2 separate regions of the Homo sapiens genome follow, and region 1 is linked to region 2. Evidence: read pairs that join two places in POLR2A ChIA-PET (ENCODE). Cell type or tissue: CD4-positive, alpha-beta T cell. All regions are shown on one strand. Each heading gives the region's core, and the rest is flanking DNA. Links, peaks and the distances in the headings are about the cores only.

Region 1 (6,982 bases), core at 968-5,967, 80 kb after region 2:
TTAAGTATCCCCTGCCATATGTGGGACTACTGTCCAGAACTAATGCTGGTTAAAACAAAGAAGAAGCTTTAAATGAAATAAAATACAAACTGAAGGACTAGCTCGGTGGTGTCATGGTTAATAACAAACCCTTGTGCAAGCGAGTTGCCTGGATCCTAGTGAGTCAGTAAATCCAGTGAGCCTCCAATCAAAATAAATGAATTCTGGCCTCACTGGTCAGCCTGGGTTCCTTGGGCCACTTAATTTTGGATTCTCCTTGATGAGCTGCTTTGTGAGACATCAATGGGAGCCATAAGAGAGCTTTGCCCAGGAAAGTCACGAGTTTACTTGGGTCAAGAGTAGAAAGATACCGCTTGTAGTGGAACATAAAACCATAACTAGGAATCCAAAATTGGCCCAGAGCAAATGGGAGGTGACAACTTGACATACTTTGAAATACTGGTAGTAGTAGGGAGTTTTAGAAGGGAAGATCCATATACCTCAGACATCACATCGATATGGAATAAAGTTAATAACCATAGTTAGGGTAATGCAGGAATGGGCCCAGTCACCTCTTCTGACTTAGATGGTATTTTTTGCTACTCCATTTCCTCTGAATGGAGTAGTCTGTGTCTACAGGGATATGCAAGATTGCTTCCACATCTGAATTATAGGATGAAGTTTCATTTGAAACTACTCTATGCTGGCTTTTGTCCTCTTACATGTAGATGTCAGGGTAGGATTAGATGTTCAAGAGATTCAGAGGTAGGAAGAAAGTGCTGTGAGGGAAATTAAGGAAGGAGCCAAAAGAGTCTGGGAGAAGATCAGATCACAGTGTAGGTCTGGCCTTGTTAGGGAAAGAGAAGAAAGATGTTTGTTAGGAAGTACCTTAGACCGAGGTGCAATACTAAGTGTTCTGGGAAGGCTGGCGACAAATACCAGAGCCCAAATTGCCCATCAGAGGAGTCATAAATGTCTTAAATGGGGCTGCCTTAGCACCCTGGTTGCGTTCAGGCAGAATGAGGCAGTGGAAGTATAGCATTCTAATAGCCCCTACAGTTAGCCCTTGTTGTGCAGACTTACTACTTTGCAGAGTTCAGAACAGTGACTCCTTGTCCTATAGGATACCCTTCCTGAGAAGAATTTCAAGAGGATACTACTGAGATGAAATAAAGCTCCTGCCACTGAAGCTGATCTGGGGTCACAACAGATACTCATCTTCTGCCTCCTTTACCATCAACCCTGCATTCTTTGCCTTTAGCTGAGGTTTAGTGCTTACCTGGTGATGTGACCCAAACCTTCATCTTAAAGTGTCTGAACCCTAGTGATCATGTGCTTCTCAAGACAGGGCTGCTGAATGTTGGGGTTACAGTAGGGCGAGAAAAGTATGAGGAGATACTGGAGTGCATCACCTGGGTTTCATCCATATTCTTACTGCTCTCAGAGTGTAAGATAGCACAATCTCTTACTAATCGGTCACTTACCCCTGCCATGAGGAAGACTGTAAGTGACCAGTGGCTCATTCAGAGCTATGGAAAATGGGGTCATTCTTCTAAATGTTGGGCCCTGCATCAGAACAACTTATTAAATGTTCTTGCTTTTAGTGAATGGAAGAGTTTAACAGGATTCAGGTGCCTGTAGGGGAACACACTGCACCTGTGCTGTCTTCCCACTGGGAATACAGGGCTCTATAGGTGCTTCTGTAATATACTGCTGCATCATGAACTAGGGCACTCCACACATTTAGCACATTTACCTGGATTTAATGCTTCTGCTGTGCTTTCTGAAGCCTCTTCCAACATTGAGGCTACATGCTTCTGAATGGTGGTAATATGACCAGTTGACCTCAAGAACAGGGGCCCACTCTGTAACTTCTATGACCTCAGTCCATTCATAAGATCCTTTGCTGGGTATAATTCCACATCTGTGAATGATGTAGTGCAAATATCTCCAGACAGTGGTTGTGGTTAAGAATCTGCAAGCAGGAAAGACAAACCTATACCAAAACATATTCCTGTGAATGGAAGCAGCTCAATGTAGTCAATTTGCCAAGTGGCAAGTCTTCTTAAATAGTGCTATATTGGGATTCAACACTTGTCTCACTACAGGCTGGGCATTCAGCTGTAGCAGTAGCTAAGTTGTCTCTAGGAAATACGGTCCAATGTTGAGTACCTATGTAGCCTCAATCTCAGCCACCATGGTCATTGTCATTTTCCCATTGTCTGACAAACATTGGCTGACAACTGGAAAGGCTATTTTGTCTGGTTGTTCGTTGAGTCTTCTGTGACTGGTGCTCTGTAGTGGGTGTTAATTAACATCTGACATGAAATCTACATGTCTTTCACATGCATGTCCTATAGACTTTCTTGTCTCTTTCTAGTCCTTTCCATCCAGGCTACTGACCAGATGACTAGGCCATCGGTCCCTGCTGAGAGATCAGTATACATTCTCTTCTTGGGCCATGTGTCGCTCCACTTAAGGTAGATTCATAGTGAACTGGCTCGAGTTGTTAATTATTTTTCCCAAAGTTGGGGGCCTGAGAGGCATTTTTATGGCTGCTGAAACCAGAGTCTAGGTAAGATGCTTTCGAATTGGAAATAGTCCTCAGCATTTGGAATACAAGTTTGTCTCTCTCCTAATCCCAAAATATTTTTTTCTCACAAAAGCTTATAAATTCCTGAACAACCTAAACTTGGATTCACTGACATATGTGTACCCTTTTGATAAGAGGTCCTTTTGATTAAGGGGTTGAGGAAAATTTTTGATTACTTGATAATGAAATTCTTGAAGCATAGTTTCTCACTTAATAGAAGTTGAAAGCAGGCTGACCCTAGGATACTCCAGGTTCTCGTCAGCAATGCCCATGAACGCTCAAATTCCATGTTCCAAAAGTTCAGGCAAGGAGGCAGGATTGATGCCTGTCAGGTTTGGGCTGAGGAGTGATGGCACAAACCAATGTCTTGCCCAGGTGGTATAACTTGATTTCAAGCCTTAGTCCTTGTGGATTAGGTGTGATGAAATACACAGCTACTTACCTTTGCATCTGTAATGAGTAGAATCTATAACCTAGGGGTTTAAGTACCTTTTCCTTGGTGGAGTCTTTCCAGTTGGTGTGAGTATGTGACATAAAATGGTATGTTTCTCAATAGTTCATTTGTCGAAACAAATACTTAGCCTATTGGCTGTTGCCTGCATTTCTGCATGAAAATACTATAATTGGAAGTTTTTCCTCTTCTTGTATTTCTTAAAAATTTTTTATTTCCATAGGTTTTTGGGGAACGGGTGGTATTTGGTTACAAGTAAGTTCTTTAGTGGTGACTTGTGAGATTTTGGTGCATCCATCAGCTGAGCAATACACACTGAACCTGATTAGTAATCTTTTATCCCTCACCCCTTTGCATCCTTTCCCCCTGAGTCCCTAAAGTCCATTGTGTCATTGTTATGCTTATAGCTTAGCTCCCACTTATGAGAACATATGATGTTTGCTTTCCATTCCTGAATTCGCTTAGAATAGTTTCCAATACCATCCAGGTTGCTGTGTATGCCATTAATTCATTCCTTTTTATGGCTGAGTAGTATTCCATGGTGTGTATATATATGTATATACACATGGTGTGTATATACACATATATATGTGTATACCTGTTACAGTTTCTTTATCCACTCATTGATTGATGGGCATTTTGGTTGGTTCCACATTTTTTGCAATTGCAAATTATGCTGCTATAAACATGCGTGTGCAAGTATCTTTTTCTTCCTTGTGTAAGCAATGTCCCTATAAGAAGAGTCTGCCTACTAGCTTGAGAGGGAGTCTGTTTCTTTCTCTAAACCTGTTTCCTGATCTTTGTCAGACATCATATCTCATCTACAAAAGTTGAGCAACAGAATGTGTGGGAAATCACTTCAAATGGAATAAACTATATTTTTTTCCAGAAGGGATATGTGCTTAAGGAAGAATGGCAGAAAAACTATTTCTGTGGGCCAAAACTTGCAAGCTTGCCCTAATTGGGCATTCTCTTGATCCTGTGGCTGAACAAAATATCTCAATGTGAGACTGGACCCTATTACATGCTGGAAGGAAACTACTAAGATAGCCAAAGGACCTGAGCTTTTGTTTAGGGATCTGTCAGAATTTATTTTGTGACTGGATAGTGAATGACTCTAATGAGTAATTCATATATATTAGTCTCAACCCACATTCTAATACAACTGTATGTGTGTTCTATACCATGGACATTTTACACTGAAAAGTGGTGGCAAAAGCTGCTTACTTGTTCTTGTGGTCTAAATCTTAACCTGCATGTGTAGACTCTACACATACCACCTGTGTGCACAAAAGCTGAGTGCCCCAAGTAAAATAAGGATAAAGGAAAGTCAGTGTTGCAAAATGTGGTCTTGCTACCGTTGCTGAATGCCAGGGGTTCCGCCTAGGTCTGGTGGCTTGCCACAGAGAAAGCCAATTACTGAGACAATGAGTATTGCCAGGGAAGACAGACTTTACCCCAGGTGATGTCAGTGGGGAGACTTCCTTTCTTAGGAACTCACTTTTCTTGTCTGACAGTTGGTTTCCTAAGGAGGGAACTCAGACAAGACAAAGGTAAGTTTCTCAAGCTTTAACACTGAAGGGTCAATTTTTATTTCTATACAAAAAAAACATGTAGATATCAGTTCTCTGGGAAAATTGGGCCAGTTTCACAACAATCTCAGTTAATGGCAGATTAGAGCAAATCAAAGATGTGCTGTATGCACTGGCAACCTTAATGAAAACAGGACTGCTTCTTTCCCTATCACAAACCCACTCCACATCCTACTTTGTTTCCTTCATAGTACTTACACCTGTTTGTCTCCACATTTGAGTTCAAACTGCAGGCAGGGATTTATAGTTCACTGTACCTTGGTGCCTGGGCTCATGCTGGCCTGACTCTGTCAATGTTCGATATGTTGCTTATTGGGTATAGCAGTCACATAGTAGTGCATGGAATATTATCGCTAAGAGTGCAACCTCGTTATTGCTTAGAAACAGGACTTGAGTGTTTAAGATTACTTACCTGGGATCTCTGGAAGATCTTGAGAAAGCTTACATGCATTTGTATAATCTTTTGAGGAAGGCAGTATACAGGACAGCCAGAGTAAGAGAATGAAGTGAGACAGGAAAACTGCAGTGACTTCACCTGCGTACCACTTTCCTGGAAAACACACAGCTGCTTGCTTCCTCTGTAGGCCAAGTAAAAATAATGTAACAACATCTGCTGGAGAACACTGCAGTGTAGTAGACTGCTGAAATTCTTGTAGTTGTGAACGTCCATGTACTTCTTAAGGTTCCTATTAGGTTGCAAAAGTAACTGTGGTTTTGGCCAATATGCAGGAGGTGGAGGCTGTGGTGAACCAAGATCGGGCCACTCCACTCCAGCCTGGGTGACAGAGCGAGACCCTGTCTTCAAAAGATTAGAAATCACAAGTGTCAATCCACTGTTTTGTGACTTCTGTTCTATTTTTGTGCTTCAACTGTATTCCTCAAGTTATGGAAAGAGGGAAAGCAGTAAGGGCCTGCTACCAAAAGGACCATGTTTTCCTTGATCATGTGGGAGCTCTCTCACAGCTTGGGCTCTCAGTCATCGCTTCCACAGAGTTTGGGGTACAAGGTATCCTTTTGCGTATCTACTCCAGTGGCTGTAAAGTATTATGGCTCTCATGGCCGGTCTGAGGGGATGGAGGGCACAGAATCTAACTGCCAGCATCCTTGTCCTCCTTCCTCTGTGCATGAAATCCCCTGCACTTCCAGAAAGTTGTCACTTGTGCCTTCCAAGCAGCTGTTGAAAAAGTCAGCTCTCACACCCGACGGTGTATGGTCTGCAAGAGTCCCAGTGGTAAGGGAGGCACATGACCTTAGTGAGATGACGGTTGAGGCCAGGGCTCTCCACTGAGCAAGCAGCTGAGAGGCAGGGAGGGCTAAACTGACTTTAGAGATGCATAAAAATTGACATGCTTCTGAAAGCATAACTTTTACAAAGCTCACAGGCATCATATATATATATATACCTATGATAATGGCTATAACTATGAATATTCTACACTAATTGTCTCTTGATAGTCATATCAAGCCTTAACATTAGCACATTCTAACAAAGCATACTCACACTTTCACTGATGAGTTAGAATAAACAGAAGACTAAAGCAGTATCAGAACAAGGATCTCTGAGGACCAGTGTAAGCTCTTTAAGGTCACAAATGATAGAAAAGTGGTTATTTGGAAAATCACTTTATTTCCAAGGAATTACTTTCCTACACTACGACACTCAAAATTAGCTATAAGAATTGATCTACATCTTCAGTTGGGTCACATTTCAGTGAATGCTATGTGACTGGTAGTGACTGTTTACTGCCGAACAAAAATCTCAGGACAGAAAACATGAAGAAAGTTTTGCCTCTTTTCAAAGGGACCTTATAACATAGTACATGTGCCTGCTGTGATTGTGTACTTGGGATTCCTAGAAGACAGATCCTGAAACAAAATATAGAAGCATTTGTGTACTGGGGAAAGGAGGCTGCAAACCCAGGGCTGCAAGAGTGAGGGAATTAAAGTCAGGCAGGAAAGAGTTACATGACGGCAGCTGCTCAATTACGAGAAGACACTCAGCTGCTTGCTTCCTATGCAGGTCAAATAAAAACACTTTAAATATTTGGAGGGGAACACTGCAGTCTTGGCCTGCTAAGTTTCTCCTTGCAGTTGTGAACTTTCACATACACATTAAGATTATTAGATTCGTAGAAGCTTGTTTCTGATGAATTTATATTTGCCAAAATTAGTTGGTGACTTTATTTCAGATAATCATTTTGGTAACTATACCAGCTCTTTTGATACACTATTAGTATCTGTTCTCCTATCTTCTTACTCAAAGTGATATACTTAAGAAATTGGAAACATAAATAGAACTTAAAAATCCAGTCTGACAATGTTCTTTAACTAGAAATACTAGAAATCATGAGTGTCAACCTACTGTCT
Region 2 (6,982 bases), core at 659-5,658:
CAAATCTCTAGGGCAGGGACAAAATGCCACCAGTCTCTTTGCTGAAACATAACAAGAGTCACTTTTGCTCCAGCTCCCAACAAGTTCCTCATCTCCATCTGAGACCACCTCAGCCTGGACCTTATTGTTTATATAACTGTCAGCTTTTTTGTCAATGCCATTCAATAGGTCTCCAGGAAGTTCCAAACTTTCCCATTTTCTTGTCTTCTGAGCCCCCCAGACTGTACCAACGTCTGTCTGTTCTCAGGTCCAAAATTGCTTCCATATTTTCAGGTATGTTTTCAGCAACACCCCACTCTACTGGTACCAATTTAGTGTATTGGTCCGTTTTCATGCTGTTGATAGAGATATACCTGAGACTGAGCAATTTACAAGAGAAAGAGGTATATTTGACTCACTGTCCCACGTGGCTGGGGAGGTTTCACAATCATGGCAGAAGGTAAAAGGCACATCTCACATGGCAACAGACAAGAGAAGAGAGGCTGTGCAGATAAACTCCCCTTCTTGAAACCAAGTCTCATGAGATTCATTCACTATCACAAGAACAGTGCAGGAAAGACCTGCCTCCATAATTCAATCACCTCCTGCTGGGTTCCTCCCATGATGCATGGGAGTTGTGGGAGTTACAATTCAGGATGAGATATATGTGAGAACACAGCCAAACCATATCAATACACATGCCTGCATTTTACTCCTTATATTCTGTGAACATAAGAACTCCAGTCGGCAACAAAATTTTGTTCACCAGCTTGCCTGGAACTGCTAACTTTTATTGCATTCCTTTTAGTAACTTCCCTACACTTCCTGCTAGCACTCCAATCTTCCTTTCTAAAGAAAATCCTTGCTCTTGATTCTTTCCGGAGACTATGCTTATACTTAATTTCCCTCAAAGTGTAATCAGTATGAACCCTACTATGTACCTTACCACTTCAAAAACAAAAATCTTTTCAGTGTATCTTAGATACTTCTATTCAGTACATACGGAGCTACCTAAATTGGAGTTCTCCCAAGGCAGAATCTGAGCACAGGTGTTGACCTCCTTTCCCAAGGTAGAATCTTTCTAGTTGATGTGTGATAGAGAACGGTAAGGTCCTCTGTTTGCCTTATTTGCCAAAACAAATATCTAGTCTATTGGCAGTAGCCCACATGTCAGTACAAAAATATTTGGTATAATTGGAGGTTTCCCTGTCTGAGCACTGTCACAACATGAGGAATACAGCACACTGGCCCAGCAACTTCTACAGTAGTCAATCTTGCTTGCACCTGCCCAGATTGAACCCTTCAGTTAATCAGCTGCTTTGTTTAACCAAGCTCAGTCACAGTTCCTTGAAGTTAGACTTTTTAGGCATCTGCCTCAAGTCCAAAAGACTTAGACGGCCAGCTTTTGTAATTCTATAGTATATGCAAGTTAAGCCTTGGGTAAGCAATTATCCAAATAAGGTAATGTAGCTGGGCATGGTGGCTCATGCCTGTAATCCCAGCACTTTGGGAGGCAGAGATGAGCAGATCACTTGAAGTCAGGAGTTTGAGATCACCTTAGCCAACATAGTGAAATCCCGTCTCTACTAAAAATCAACCAGACATGGTGGTGCATGCCTGTAATCCCAGCTACACAGGACGCTGAGGCAAGAGTCACCTGAACCCGGGAGACGGAGGTTGGAGTGAGCTGAGATCATGTTACTGTGCTCCAGCTTGGGCGACAAAGCAAGACTCCATCTAAAAGTAGCATAACACAAATGACTGGTTTGGGAGTTTATAGAAGTCTTAGAATTCTATTACTGTATGTAAGACATACATTGCTATTGTAGATAAAGCTAGCAAAAGTAAGAAGTCTTTTTGTTTTGTTTTAAGGAGCAGGGAGTTTAATAGGCAAGAAAGAAGGGGGAAGAAAGACACTCCCCTGTACAGAGACAGGGAGGGGGGCTCCAAAGCCAAGAGATGAAACCCCAAGTGCAGTGGACACCAGCCAGGTGTATATGCAGAGGCTGGAGAAGGTGGCATCTGATTTGCATAGGGCTCAGGGCCCTCCTACCCTAACTTTTTAATACGCAAATCCAGGGTGCCATGATGTTCTACATACATAGGGATATGTGGGGGCAGCCAGGTTGCCAGGAACATATGGGGAAAGGTCAAGAAGGCCACGGGAATTGCCATGTTTGGGTGGACCCAGTTTTTAACAGCTGACATTTGCATATCAAAGGTTGCCTGCCTGGCTGTACGAGCTGGGGCTTTAAAAGAAACTTTAGCGGAGATGCTTTAAAAATTGAAAACTTCTCAAGGACCCCTTTCCTTTCTACCTGCCTAAAATAATTTCTTAACTCCTACCACATTCCTCCCTGTGGCAATATCACACTAACTGCTGTTAGGGGGTTTTGGGCGATGACTCTTTCTGGCTACTTCCTGTTAAAAAGGGGCATCAAATGGGGAACAGCAGCTACGGCTCAACCTGGGGTTGACCTAAGGGTCCTCAGAAGAATGATGTGTCAATGTGTGGTTCACACATTGTTTGCAGCACCATTTGGAGTTTGATTGCTTTTAGGCAAGAAGAAACAATTCAAGTTATAGTATTGAGTACACAGGGTCCAAATGTCAACATAAGCCATATAAGCAAGAGAGGGCTTAATAAGGGGGTTAACCAATTCCATAAAGAAGACTTTAATTTATTAAAGAGGGATTGTAGCTACTCAGGGCTGAAGCTGGCATTTTCCCTGAGCCTGTTAATTCTGATTTGATTTTTAAGTACTTGCAGGTTTTCCTCTATTTAAGTAGAGGTGTTAATCCAGAAGGGGTATGTTTCATTTAAAAGTGCATTACTGAACTCAATAAAAAGTCTTAGCATACTCAGCGACAGTAAAACTCTTATGCTTTTTTTGTTAGTAACCATTATTCCTGCTAATAAGGATAATTAAGCAAAATATGACAGCAATGGAAACTGTCCAATATTTCAATTAGAAGCTGCTACTCTGTATAACCCTATTGCAAATAGTAGAGTGAGCATAGCAATTTCTACAAATGTGGTGTAGTAATTTCCATCTAAAATTTTATTTGCCAAGATATACAATTTCCCTTTGGGGGTTTATGAAGTTCCTTAGTTTTATTTTCCCAAACAAAGGAACTTCAATTTATGGGCATCCTACTCACTTTTATTACCTGCAGAATTTGCAGGATAATTGCCCAGAACCAGTATATTGATTCAGATTTTTACATTACCCATCCCTTTTTCTTTTTTCCAAGCTGCAGAAGATCAACACTTGATTTACAGGAATAAGCAGAGTTAGTCTAAAATTTTGGCAAAAAGCTTAAAAACAGACTAGGATTTAATGACAAATGTATGATAAGCTTTGCAGCACAGTTTCTGTCCAGTCCTCATTTTTGGGAAAAACAAAGTATAGGGCTGTGTGTGTTGTTTATAGAATAAACTTTAGTCTTATACTTGGCCTGATTGTTTGCATAAAGTACAGCAAGAATGGTTATTTCTAATTTCAGATAAGACTTTAAGGCTGAGCCCAGCCATGGGTTTGTATCCTCCAATACCTGTGAGTTGGGTGAGTCTCTCATCTTGAGGTCCTAAGATAAACTCAGAGTTTCCAGACCTGTTAGAAAGTGACATTCTTTACTGACCACAGGTTACGAATCCTGTGCGGGGACTGCGTAGTACATAAGATATTAAGTCAGTTCTCCCCCAAGGGGCTTTTATTGGTTTTGCGTGTCAAGCTTGATTCCTTAAAGGAAACACACCCTTTCAGTCAAAGCCTTGGTAAAATAACCAGTTTTTCCAATTGTGTCCTGTTGACACAATTGCTTTTAATTCTTGGGGTTTCATGAATAAAATAGTTTTTTTTTTTTTTTTTCAAAATGTGGTATGTGGCACCTCCTGTTTTCCCAAGGAGCTCTATGCTACCAGAAGTTATTTTAGGACCTCTCATGCATGATTAAGAGTGGTGTAAGACAAAAAATGGAGAAAAATAATTCCGTTGACTGAGAAGAAAAGAGCCTTTCTCCAGAAAAACAAGATCCAAGAAGAGAAAAACATAAAAGCCTTTTAAATATACCTATAACTTGAATATACACCCTTAATTAAGCTGAACACTCTTTAAGAAAATCCTTTTAAATCCCTTGTTACTTGACTTTAGCCATACCAAGCAGTTAAGATTTTTGGCTTTTGAACTTTACAAAAAGTAATCTTACAGGTGAAACCGATGAGATTTAATTAGATTATTACTTAATGGCAAGTGTACAAGGTATTTTTAAAGGGGTGATAGGCAGCTTTTGAAACTATTATTTCAAAATTGTGACTGAGACAGTGAAAGAGACCTGACCCAAACAACTTCATTTTGTTTCCAGCCCCCAAGCTGTCCTTGCCCATCCCTGGGAGTAGGCTGAACCAACTTTGGGAGGAGCCTGGTTTACAGTCTATAGTTTAAAACAAAGATAACAACTGCTTCCCAAGATATACTTCCTCTTGCCTGGGGACCAGACCCAGTAAATAGCCACAAGATTAGAAACTATGGCCCAGGAGCCATGCAGCTGGAGGCTACAAGACTTTGGCCCTTGCTAAATAGCTCTTAAGATCAGTGCTTAAGATTTTGTAAACTCTGCCTTTGATGGACCAGCTGGCACCACCCAGATTGACAAACTGGCTTATATGATTTAGCACAAGAAGATAGCCACCATTGTAAAATGGCAGAGACTAAAAGTATTGCCACACAGTTACAGGTCATGTTCCCAAGGCCATGAAACAAGATGGAGGCCTTAGCCAAGTTTATTACTGATAATTTTGTTGGGCTGGCTTCAACAGCAGGCTTTATGGGATTCTGGATGTCAGAAACCCTTTCCCTTGAGGAGAATAGGAATCTGACAAGCCCCCAGATTTTTTAGAAACAAATGCTCGGGGTTGCAAAGTGAAACCAGCACTCAGGCAAAAAGTTTTCTCAGCAAGGCAATTTACTTCTGCAGAAGGGTGCTGCCTGCATCAGCCAGATCACAAGAGCACACTGAACAAAGAAGAGTTTTTATCCCTAACACAGTCTCTATCCCTGTGTCCTTCCCCTATTGGCTAGGGTTGGACTGCACAATGTAACCTGATGCTGATTGGCTAAGACTTAAACTTGTCCAAATAGGGTAAATGCATGATTTGTAAGGGAGGGAAGGTGTGGGAGTCGTCCCTTTGCTGCAGTGCAAGGCATGTTCAGACATGTCTAGGCAAGTCAGGACACAAGAGTGGGAGGGCTGCTCACAGGCTAGAAACAAAGTACAAGGAGGTAGGGCCTCTGAGTCAAGGACAAGGACATTACACAATTAAACCCTTAGAAGAGGAATTCACCATCTCTGGCAATTTCCCCCTTTGTCTTTTGATACTTTTTCCTCTGCAAATTTTTCTAACATAATTCAGCTCTGTTGTTCAACTTGTTCACCTAGGAACAAAATCCTATCTGAGTATGGAGGAGGAGAGGTAGGGGTGGTTTTTGTGAGAACTGTTTCTATAATAAGTCTTTGCATTAACCCATGGATACGGGGTATGATGCAGCATCATACAATGAGTGCACCTGTAACAGTTGCAAGAGAGGTTAATATTGAAGTCAAAAGCCCTTTCCATTTACCAAACCACTTTTCCATGAGACTTGTGAAGGGGTTATTCCGGAATTTTTGGCTAACTAGGGATGAAAGTACAGAATTGGACTCCAATAATAACACAGACTCTGCCATTTTCTGCTAACATGTCAAGGGCTATCATATTCTCCCAGGCCATCCAGCTGGTGGGGCCTAATTGTTCAGTGACCCCTTTAATGGCATCTCTTGTGTAATTGACAAGCTGCTGTTGATTATAGTAAATGTAATTTATCCAATCTACATTTTTGTTTATAGTTGACCACCAGGACAGTGCTGATTTGAATCCTGTAGCTATTTGGTTTCAGGCTTTAAATTAATCTGGTACCCCTCGTGGGATTCCAATAGCATCTATATAAATGTGAGGGTCAAAAGACCTGTGAGGAGCAACCCTTTTTTCCCCAACATCCTTTCCTGTTACGTTGATGGAATGCCAGAGTGAAAGGGATGGCCAATCAGACTAGAGTGCAAGTGCCACTCCAGTTACTAGGCAGAGTACCCAATTGTAGTCCACCACAGTACCACCATACATCTGCTTGAGAATAGACAAAGGCAGCTTGACTGGTAAGCTCTTGGAAAGGCTTGATTTCACTACACCCTTTTAGGTTTCTGAGGGACATTAATCCTTCCCTTTGCCATGAGAGACATGAGGTAAAATCAACATTAGGAGCTGGAGGCTGGATGGCCCATGGGGGCTGAGCTGTGGGGCCTTTAACTTCAGAGAACAGCAGTGAGAGAGTCTTCCATGCCTCATTGTCCCAGGCTGTGGGGTTTTGAAAGAGACTCACCATGCAGCTTATACCTGATTGGTCAGAAGACCCTCCAAGTGGGAAGGGTACTATTTGGGCCTCTGGCCTACCTGCTGCACAAGTGTAACAGTTGCTTTTGTTTAGTGTGCGAACAGAATATTTAATCCATTCCCAGCAGATATTTGCATCTCGGTATCCTGTTTCAATTGCAGGGTTTGTCTTAGATCTTTTACTTCTACAATGTCTACTATGGTTTCATCATGGGGTATGGGAAGAACAGCCATTTGATTAGGATTTAGAAGGAGAGAGAGGTGAAGGAGTAATGAAGCACATCTCAAAGGATCCTGTAGGGTCTATTCCAGGAGCATCAGCTCCTAGGCCATAGAGATCTAGAATGGGGTTAGTGTCGGTAGACTTGGGGACAGTGACAGAGATTTGCACAGGGTTACATTGTTGGAGTTGAAAATTGGAGGGAGTTCTCTCTCTCTGGTAAAGTGGATGTAAGGCTTTAGGTCAGTGCAATCTCCTCCCGGGGAGGTCCAGCCTTGATACTTGGTGGTCCAGACCAAATCTTCCCAACTAGGACAGAACTTCCAATAACTGCTTTGTGCTTGCTTGGTGCAAGA

Evidence for each region. ChIA-PET counts read pairs that join two places held together with the same protein. Peaks named below come from ENCODE experiments on the same cell type or tissue, not always from the same donor. Only the 100,000 strongest peaks of a DNase experiment are listed, where the experiment ranks them.
Region 1: POLR2A ChIA-PET joins it to region 2 with 11 read pairs; 2 of 35 experiments call an interaction of 5 or more read pairs at or near these places.

Annotation. Positions count from the first base shown.
Region 1 is chr4:77,407,366-77,414,347 of GRCh38, forward strand. LOC105377295 (a long non-coding RNA gene) reads right to left here and starts at 2,072. Exons shown (of 3, transcript XR_938911.3): 1 at 1,736-2,072. In CD4-positive, alpha-beta T cell, for the core only: no CTCF peak of the experiment used is centred there; no DNase peak of the experiment used is centred there.
Region 2 is chr4:77,327,924-77,334,905 of GRCh38, forward strand. No RefSeq gene overlaps it. Among named protein-coding and RNA genes, the nearest start is that of CCNG2, 170 kb to the left of the region's middle. RefSeq lists an enhancer at 4,876-6,075. In CD4-positive, alpha-beta T cell, for the core only: no CTCF peak of the experiment used is centred there; no DNase peak of the experiment used is centred there.